Regions from separate parts of the Mus musculus genome. Here region 2 is linked to region 1. The links are chromatin contacts, found by POLR2A ChIA-PET in ENCODE. All regions are on one chromosome and are shown on one strand. The core of a region is the stretch at or near the end of the contact, and the rest is flanking DNA. Distances in the headings are between cores, read along the strand shown.

The links. ChIA-PET counts read pairs that join two places held with the same protein, here RNA polymerase II (POLR2A).
Region 2: POLR2A ChIA-PET joins it to region 1 with 29 read pairs in embryonic stem cell. The contact joins the enhancer-like site here to the promoter of Tob1 in region 1. POLR2A ChIA-PET finds 5 or more read pairs at or near these places in 4 of 5 experiments (Patski and embryonic stem cell).

The regions. Positions count from the first base shown.
Region 1 is chr11:94,210,011-94,213,635 of GRCm38, reverse strand. Tob1 (transducer of ErbB-2.1) reads right to left here and starts at 2,182. Exons shown (of 2, transcript NM_009427.2): 1 at 1,905-2,182; 2 at 1-150.
Region 2 is chr11:94,264,042-94,268,048 of GRCm38, reverse strand. No RefSeq gene overlaps it. Among named protein-coding and RNA genes, the nearest start is that of Gm38953, 5.4 kb to the left of the region's middle. Within about 2 kb of position 2,448, at least 3 of the 3 ENCODE cell types and tissues checked have a DNase peak (open chromatin) inside an H3K27ac peak, as active enhancers do.

The sequences.
Region 1 (3,625 bases), core at 933-3,432:
GCGAAGCCACAAAAGTTAGCTTTGTTTCAACTCCTCCACCAGAAAAATAAATTTTTTAAAAAAAAAAATCAGTTTGTGGCAGAGAAACAAATTCTCATTCAAAGTGCTGGTATTAGAAGATTATCCTTCAACCTTCCCGTGGTCTTGTTCCTTTAAGAAAATAAAACAAAAGCAAACACATCCAAGTGAGATCAATGTAACAGCTCCAAAGCTTTCTACCTGAAGCAATTTTATTTTTGAAAATGTCTACTGGGCTAGAAAGACTGGAAATGACCGCTGGAAAATAAAAGGAACAGACCATAAAAAAAAAAAAAATCCTCTTGCTAAAGTTCAAGACAGATTTATAGTTAAAACAGCATTCTACATACCACTTCCCAGCAGGACTTACAGGACCTCCAGAACATGTATCCTTTATGTTTCTTCTCGCACAGTGTTTACTAACTGTACTGCACACTCATCCACCCACCTACCCGTACACTCCACTTTTACAAGTTGGTCATTAGTTTCCTTGCTAGTCACCATTTTAGAAGTGAATCCCTAGTTCCTTTTGGAAACATCACATTTAAATCTGCTTTATGTTAAATATTCGGAAATGTTATAAGTTACAAAATTATTTTTAATTTTCAAAGTACCTGGTACTAAAATTAAAGGTACTAAATGAGTTGTCATCTTGGTAAATGAAACCAAATTATCCTCTCTAGTTTTAACCATGCCAAGGGCTCTCACACTCTTGCTCTTCTGGGAGCCTTTTTCTTTTTTATTGTGTACTGCCCCCCCCCCCCACACACACACATTCTGAAATTCCTCTCAGCTGCAAGTATAAGAAAAACAAGCAGCTTAAAACTCCTATTGATTACTCTGCTTAAAGGGCAGAGTTTCTCAGTTTTATTCTTATTTTTAAAAGCCATCTCCTTCCCTCTTCGGATAAACGGGCAGTCCCTGGAGAGGCTGGAGCGAAAAGGTCGACCTTTAAACGTTTGCTGGATCAGCACTGGGTGGGGATAAGAAAAGATCAAGGGCAAAGAGAGGTATTTCCAAGGGAGAGCTATTTGTACAACGAGGTTGATCAAAAAGGGCATTTAAAATAATCAAACTGGTGTGGATCCGTCTGTTCCATTTTCCATATTCTTGGTGACAAAGGGCAAAGAATCTCTCGTGTAGCCCCCAAACTACACTTTCCAAGCCGAAACCCAAGAGCAGGCAGAGAAAGCAGATTCAGCTGGACTGCTTGAAGGTGCAGCCGAGCCCAGACAGGCTGGGTGGAAGGTGGTTTTTAAAGCAACGCCTTAACACAGGACTGTGAAGAATTACATAAACAGCCAGTTGGGTCTCATTAGATTTCTGCTCACAGCGCTGGGAGCCCGAGCGCTACAGCAGCAGCAACAGCCAGAGGAGGTGGAGGTGGAGGAGGAGGAGGAGGAGGAGGAGGAGGAGGAGGAGGAGGAGGAGGAGGAGGAAGAGGAGGAAGACTACTAGACTTGCTCCGGGAGGAGGAGCTCGGCCCGGGGAAAAGGAGAGCAGGCTCTTTAGCTGCCTCAGGGACGCGGCCCGGGCACCGGCAGGTCGCGGCGCGGGCCGCCCAGTCTTCCCCTCCCCCGCCGTAACCTGACCCTGCCGTCCCCCACTCTGCTCCCCGCTCGAGGCTCCTGGGACCTAGCCAGCATCCCGGAGCACCGGTCCGGGCCCGATCCCTGTATCCCGGCGCCCCCTCCCCCTGCCTGGGCGCCGCTGCCCCCACCCCGGGTGCTCCCTCCTCCCGGTTGCCCGTCGGCCGTCAAGCCTCCGGACCAGGTCCCCGGAGCCACTCCATTCCCTTGGGTCCCCGAGGCCGCCCCTCCACACCCGGGCTCGCAGGACGCTGCAGCCACTCCCTCGGCCCCTAGCCGCCGCCCCGCCGTACTTACAAGCTGCTCCGGAGCTGCGGCCGCCGCCGAGCCGCGGCTGGGCGGGGGAGAAGGGGCAGCGGGCGGGGGCGCGGGTGGGTCGGGAGCGGCGAGGCGACGGGGTGCAAGACGTCGCCACCGCCGGACACGCGACGGACGCCTCGGGCGGGTCCGGGAGCTCGCTGCTCTGGCTCAGGGGTGGCGGGGACGGCAAGCTTACACGAGCGCGCTCGCTTCTCTACACAGCCCGGCGGCCCGGCCCTGCGTCCCCGTACAGCGCCCTCTGCGCGCCGGGCCAGAGCTTCGCTCCTTCTGCCGCGGCGCGCGCCCCGCCTCTCGTTTTATAGCCTCCTCCCCGCCCCCAGCCTCCGCGGGGGTGCGCGCCGCTCGCGTCACAGTCCCGCCCTCCCCACCCGGCACCCCCCGGCCGCGCCGACTCCGCCCCTGCCCTGCCCCCCGACGCCATTGGCCAAGTCCCGCCTGCCCACGTCCAGACGGCCGCTGATAGATGGTCACGCCTCCTGAACGCCGCTGTGACCAATGAGCTGAGAGTCCCGAGAGGTTGGGGGAGGGGTTAAGGGAGGCCTTGGAAGGGGATTGGACAAGGGTAGGGATGGGATGGTAGGGATGGGGTGGCAGGGCCCGGGGGCCTGGGGGTGGGGGGTGGGGGGTGGGGGGGGAGGAGGGGGAGCAGGTGGCGACGCGGCGGGGACCGGCCGGGAGGGGCAGCCGAGGCTGGGGGAGGGAGGGCAGAGTACACGGAAAAGGCTGCTTCCGAGCGAGTGCGACTGTGGCCGAGGAAAACCCCACTCCTGGGCGAGCTAGCCTGTGGGTCTCAGCCCATCCCGGGGTAACCGGGACTCGTGCTCCCGATTCATTGAGTATTAATCCCCGCAGGGCCTAGGCCAACTGCCACCCCGAGAGTGACAACTGCAGAACCTGGGGGTGGGGAAGGGAGGCCACGTCGCTGCACCTCCCGCACAGGTGACAGTTTAACTGCCTCTGCAGCTCCCCCTGGCCAAATCTCCCCGGGTCACCTGGCAGCAGCTCGGACATGAGGGTTGCTTGAGACCGTAAGAAAAAAAAATTGTCTTATATCAAACGTCGCAGAGAGCGACACGCTGCCAAACTGCCTGTGTGACTCTGTGTGCGTGCCCACGCGTGCATTTTGAGAACTTTCACCCAGGCCCACAAAATAAACACGAGGCCTCGCTGAGGAACCTGCGAGAGTTTATGAACTGTGCACAGGTGTCCAGGGAATAGGGACGCCAGGGACTCTAGGGGCGCGGATAGGCGCCGTTTCCACAACCTGCAGCCCAGAAATCCGAGTTATCGTCCGGAGTGGAACGGGGCGTTCCTCTTGGCTAAAAATAATTACTCACAGGTAGCAACGATGCCTGATTGGTCGCACTGGACCTTAGCGGCCAGACGATTGGCTGTCTGGTCTCCAGGAGACCGACGTCAAACTCGGACTGGGTAAAGGCGAGAGAAAGTCGAGGGGGAGCCTCGGAGAGAAGGGGGGGGGGGGTTGGGGGGGGGGAGAAAGCGCAGCAGTGAATGAAACGCCCAGGGCCCTGCCTTCCCCTTCCCTGTCCTGGGCATTCGGGCCATGCTTCCTGGAAAAAAACCGGTCCCCGTGCTGCCTTGCCCTTAAACACTGCAGGGCGGGCATTTCTATGCCTGTCTAGAGGTTAAAGCACAACTCACCGTCTGTGTAGCCCATCTGTACCACCCAGGGCACA
Region 2 (4,007 bases), core at 1,199-3,698, 54 kb before region 1:
GGAAAGGAGTGGGGGGCTGGGGACCTCAGAGAACGGAAGGCAGGATTCCCAGCAGAGGAAGCTAGCCCCAGAGCCCAGCCTTTTCTCTGTTCTCTCTTCTGAAGTTGATGGGGGCTTTGGGGCTTTTGCCTTTCTGAAGCACCTGTGTGTGTGTGTGTGTGTGTGTGTGTGTGTGTGTGTGTGTGTATGTAGGAAGGGACTCAGATACTACAGATTTCAATGCTCCATGGGAGGCTCAGAGGAGAATCACCTATCTGCTGGAGGGCCCAGTTTGTAATGGAGGTACCAGAGGACAGGGTAGAGAGGGACTCATCTGTGGGATGATGAGCATGCTCCCTGTGTGAGAGGCTCTCTGGTGACCTCGTTGCTCACCAAAGATAACCAGTGTCCCACCAGGGGAGCAACGTGGAAATAAAGCACATGTCTTTCATGAAACTCAATGTATATAGTTTTCACCTTGGCCATTCCAGGCAGCTGGGTGGCATAGCTCCCCAAGGACTCTGTGGAAGCCATGTCAAAGATGTCCTGTCCTGATTGTGGAACACAGACCAGTTCAATAGATTTTATCTGGGTGGGGGTGGCACACGCCTTTAATTCAAACACTTTGGAAGGCATAAGCAGGCAGATCTCTTGAGTTAGAGGCCAGCCTGGTCTACAGAATGAGTTCCAGGACAGCCAGGGCTACACAGAGAAAGCTATAAGAACAGAGCAGTTATAAGAGGGAGAGAACAGATGCTGGGAGCATAGACACTGACAGGGATGTGTAAGATGGCGGCAGGGGCGGTGTTGTAGCAAAGGAGGGTGAGGAGAGGAGCTAGGAGGTAGGAGGCAGGGGTGATGGCATGGCTTGGTTGATAGAGTACTTGCTTACGATGCTCAGAACTCTGGGTTTAAGCCTCCGCACTGTATAAAACTGGGTGTGCTGGTCCAAGCCTGGTATCCTATTGCTTGTGATGTGGAGGCAGGAGGATCTGGAGTTAGTTCAAGGCCATTCTCAGCTATTTGGGGAGTGCCATTCAGGACCTTGCGTTCCTGCAATAAAATACCTTGATTGAAAAAAAAAAAACTTTAGGGGAGAAAAAGGTTATTTTAGTTCACAACTCTAAGTTTTAGTGCATCTCAGGAATAGTACAGGTGGCAGGAAGTTAAAATAGCAAGTTAAATCATATCCAAGGTCAGGGTCAGAGAGAAACAAGGACAAGCATGCTCAGCTTGCTTGCTTGCTTGTGGTCAGCTTGATGTCTCCACTCTTACACTGTTCAGGACCCTGTACCTAGGGAATGATGCCACCCACAGTAGGCTGACTCTTCTAATCAGTTAACTTAATTAAGACAGTTGCCTCCCACAGGCCAATCCACTGTATACAACAATCCCTCATTGAGACTCTTCCCAAGTTATTGTAGGTTGTGTTAAATTGGCTTTCAAGGGGCCTGCATTAGTTACACAGTTGCTACTAACCAGGAAGGCTGGGTTTTGTGGCAGACTATGCACAGACCACTGTGCTTCCCAGCCTGGATTCCAGTGCCCACTCTGGATTCTCTGAGGCCCTTTGTCCATGGGGCACCTGGCTCCCTATTAGTCACAGGTCCTCCTTACTGCTCCCAGATGCCTCAGCCAGAGGCAGAACACTGCCTCACCCATGGTGCCTCTGAAAGAGGTGGGGTGGGGATGGGGTGTGCTCTTCCTGACCCACCCCGACGTGTGGGGAAGTGCTTTTGACCACTGAGGAAAATGACTGCTTGTGTCTCAGCTCATCTTGCACCACGCTTGTTCATAGGAGGGGCCATGAAGACTACTCTTTTCTTTCCTTTCCTTTCCTTTCCTTTCCTTTCCTTTCCTTTCCTTTCCTTTCCTTTTCTTTTCTTTTTTTGGTTTTTTGAGACAGGGTTTCTCTCTATAGCCCTGGCTGATCCTGGAACTCACTCTGTAGACCAGGCTGGTCTCCAACTCGGAAATCCACCTGCCTCTGCCTCCCGAGTGCTGGGATTAAAGGCGTGTGCCACCACGCCCCGCTCCTACTTTATTTCTAATAGAGAGATAGATACATAGGTAGATAACAAAGAATGGGATTCCGGAAGAAGAGGCATTTGGCAGTTAGAGAGAGAAAACTAATATCTACTGTCAACTGTTAGTCAAAGGAAACATCAAAACAACTGCTTATTGAGGGAATGAGAATGTAAACAATTTAAAAACAAAAAGCTTAATTAATTGAATTAACTTTCTTTTCTCTGCTTTGGATTTGTTTGTGCCTTTTCTAAGGGCCCTTGAAGTCCTTCTACCGGGAAGCACTGGGCAGAGCTGTGGGCGAGCTCTTATCAACAGGGAGTGAGATCGCTCAGTTCTCCCTCCTTCTTCCCCTCCCTGCGTCCTGTGGCTAACAGAAAAATCACCGGCGCAATTAGCAGAGAGCGCTCCGGATGCCCACTCTCCCACTGTGGCGCTGCTCCAGCTCCTCGCTTATTTGTCCCTAACCAGAGGATCTGTTTTGATTTTCTGAGAATCCTGGGAGGTCCTCTCTCAGGAGCACTCTCAGACCCTCCTACCTTAAGTGGTCTCCCCCCCCCCCCACCCTACCCCACAGGGATCTCTGAAATGTAAACATCGTGGTTTGCTAGTGTGTTCCACTAGGTGGAGCCTGTTGGTGGGGGCGGGGTTCTGTTGAAATTTTGCCTGGAAGGAGCGGTGAGGACATTTTGCAAGCTGGATGGAGGGCAGTCTAACAGTAAGAACGCTCTGACGAATCTGTTTTGTGAGATGACAAACTGGCTCGAGTTACGGCACTTGCTACAGATTCTAATGACCCAAGGCCTAGACCTGGGACCCACGTGGTGGAAGGAGAGGACTGACCTACACACTCACTCCCCCTCCCCCTCCCCCTCCCCTCCAGTCCACTCTCCACCCTTGCAACTTCCCCCAAAACAGAGAGAGAAAAATCTCATTGTAGAAGCTGTAGTATATCACAGTGTCTCCCACACTATATATACCCTTTGGTCCACACTTCTTTGCTTGCAAATGTTCATTGCAATAACTCGGTCTGTTTTAAGGCCTCTGGCTTCTGCTATCAGTACTGGAACCTTGCTGGGACTCCTCTCAAATATCCTGTTATTACCCTGTGTCATGGAGATCCTGTAGTTTCTGTACAACTAGTACGCCAGCAGTTCATCAATGGGGTAGCTGTTGGGGTAGCCCAATTCAAAGCCCTGCGTTCAGGCCTGAGAGGTCAGCTAGGTGGCTCGCCTGCTCTCACATCCTTGGGGCCAGCTTACCCGAAACCCTTGCAACCAGGGCCAGTTCTGAGTAGTCAGCTGCCCAGACAAAGTGCAGGGCTCGCTCTCCTGAGTGTGGCAATCAATGAAGGACAGGGCTAGTTCTCCCTGTCTTATGACTCCCCGGGGTCAGGTCTCCCTACTGCTGCAGTTGGTGAGGGATGAGTGGGTAGGTGGGTATCTCTTCCAAGACCAGCTCTCCCACACTCGGCTCCTCAGGCTGGCTCTCACCCACAATTATGCCGGGGTTGCTCTCCCAAGTACTGCAACTGGCTGTGGAGGTGGAGCCGCTCTTCTGTCATGCATCCAGGGCCAGCTATCCCACAATGCCCAGGTGAGGGATGGGACCCGTTCTACACAGCCCTCAGACATGTCTCTGGGTATCAGCCCAGCCCAGTCCAGGGACTCTGCATGGCCTTAGGTGGTAGGTAACAGACCCTGGCTGCTGAGGGCCCAGACATGGTCTGGGCAACAGTCATTTTTAATTGCACTACTGGGGAAGCAGAGGCACGCAAATCTCAGAAAGTTCCAGGCTAGCCTGGGCTACATCGTGAATTCCAGGCCACTCAGGATTGCAAAATGAGACCCAGTCTCAAAAGTGAGGGGGCTGGGGGGGGGGAGGGAGAGATCAAACCACATAAAACCTCCAAAAACCCCAGAGACAGAGAATCTGTTTGGCAGACTGACCCTGCGCCGGATACAATGACAGACATTTAAGATCCCCTTTGCTCCAGGGCACTC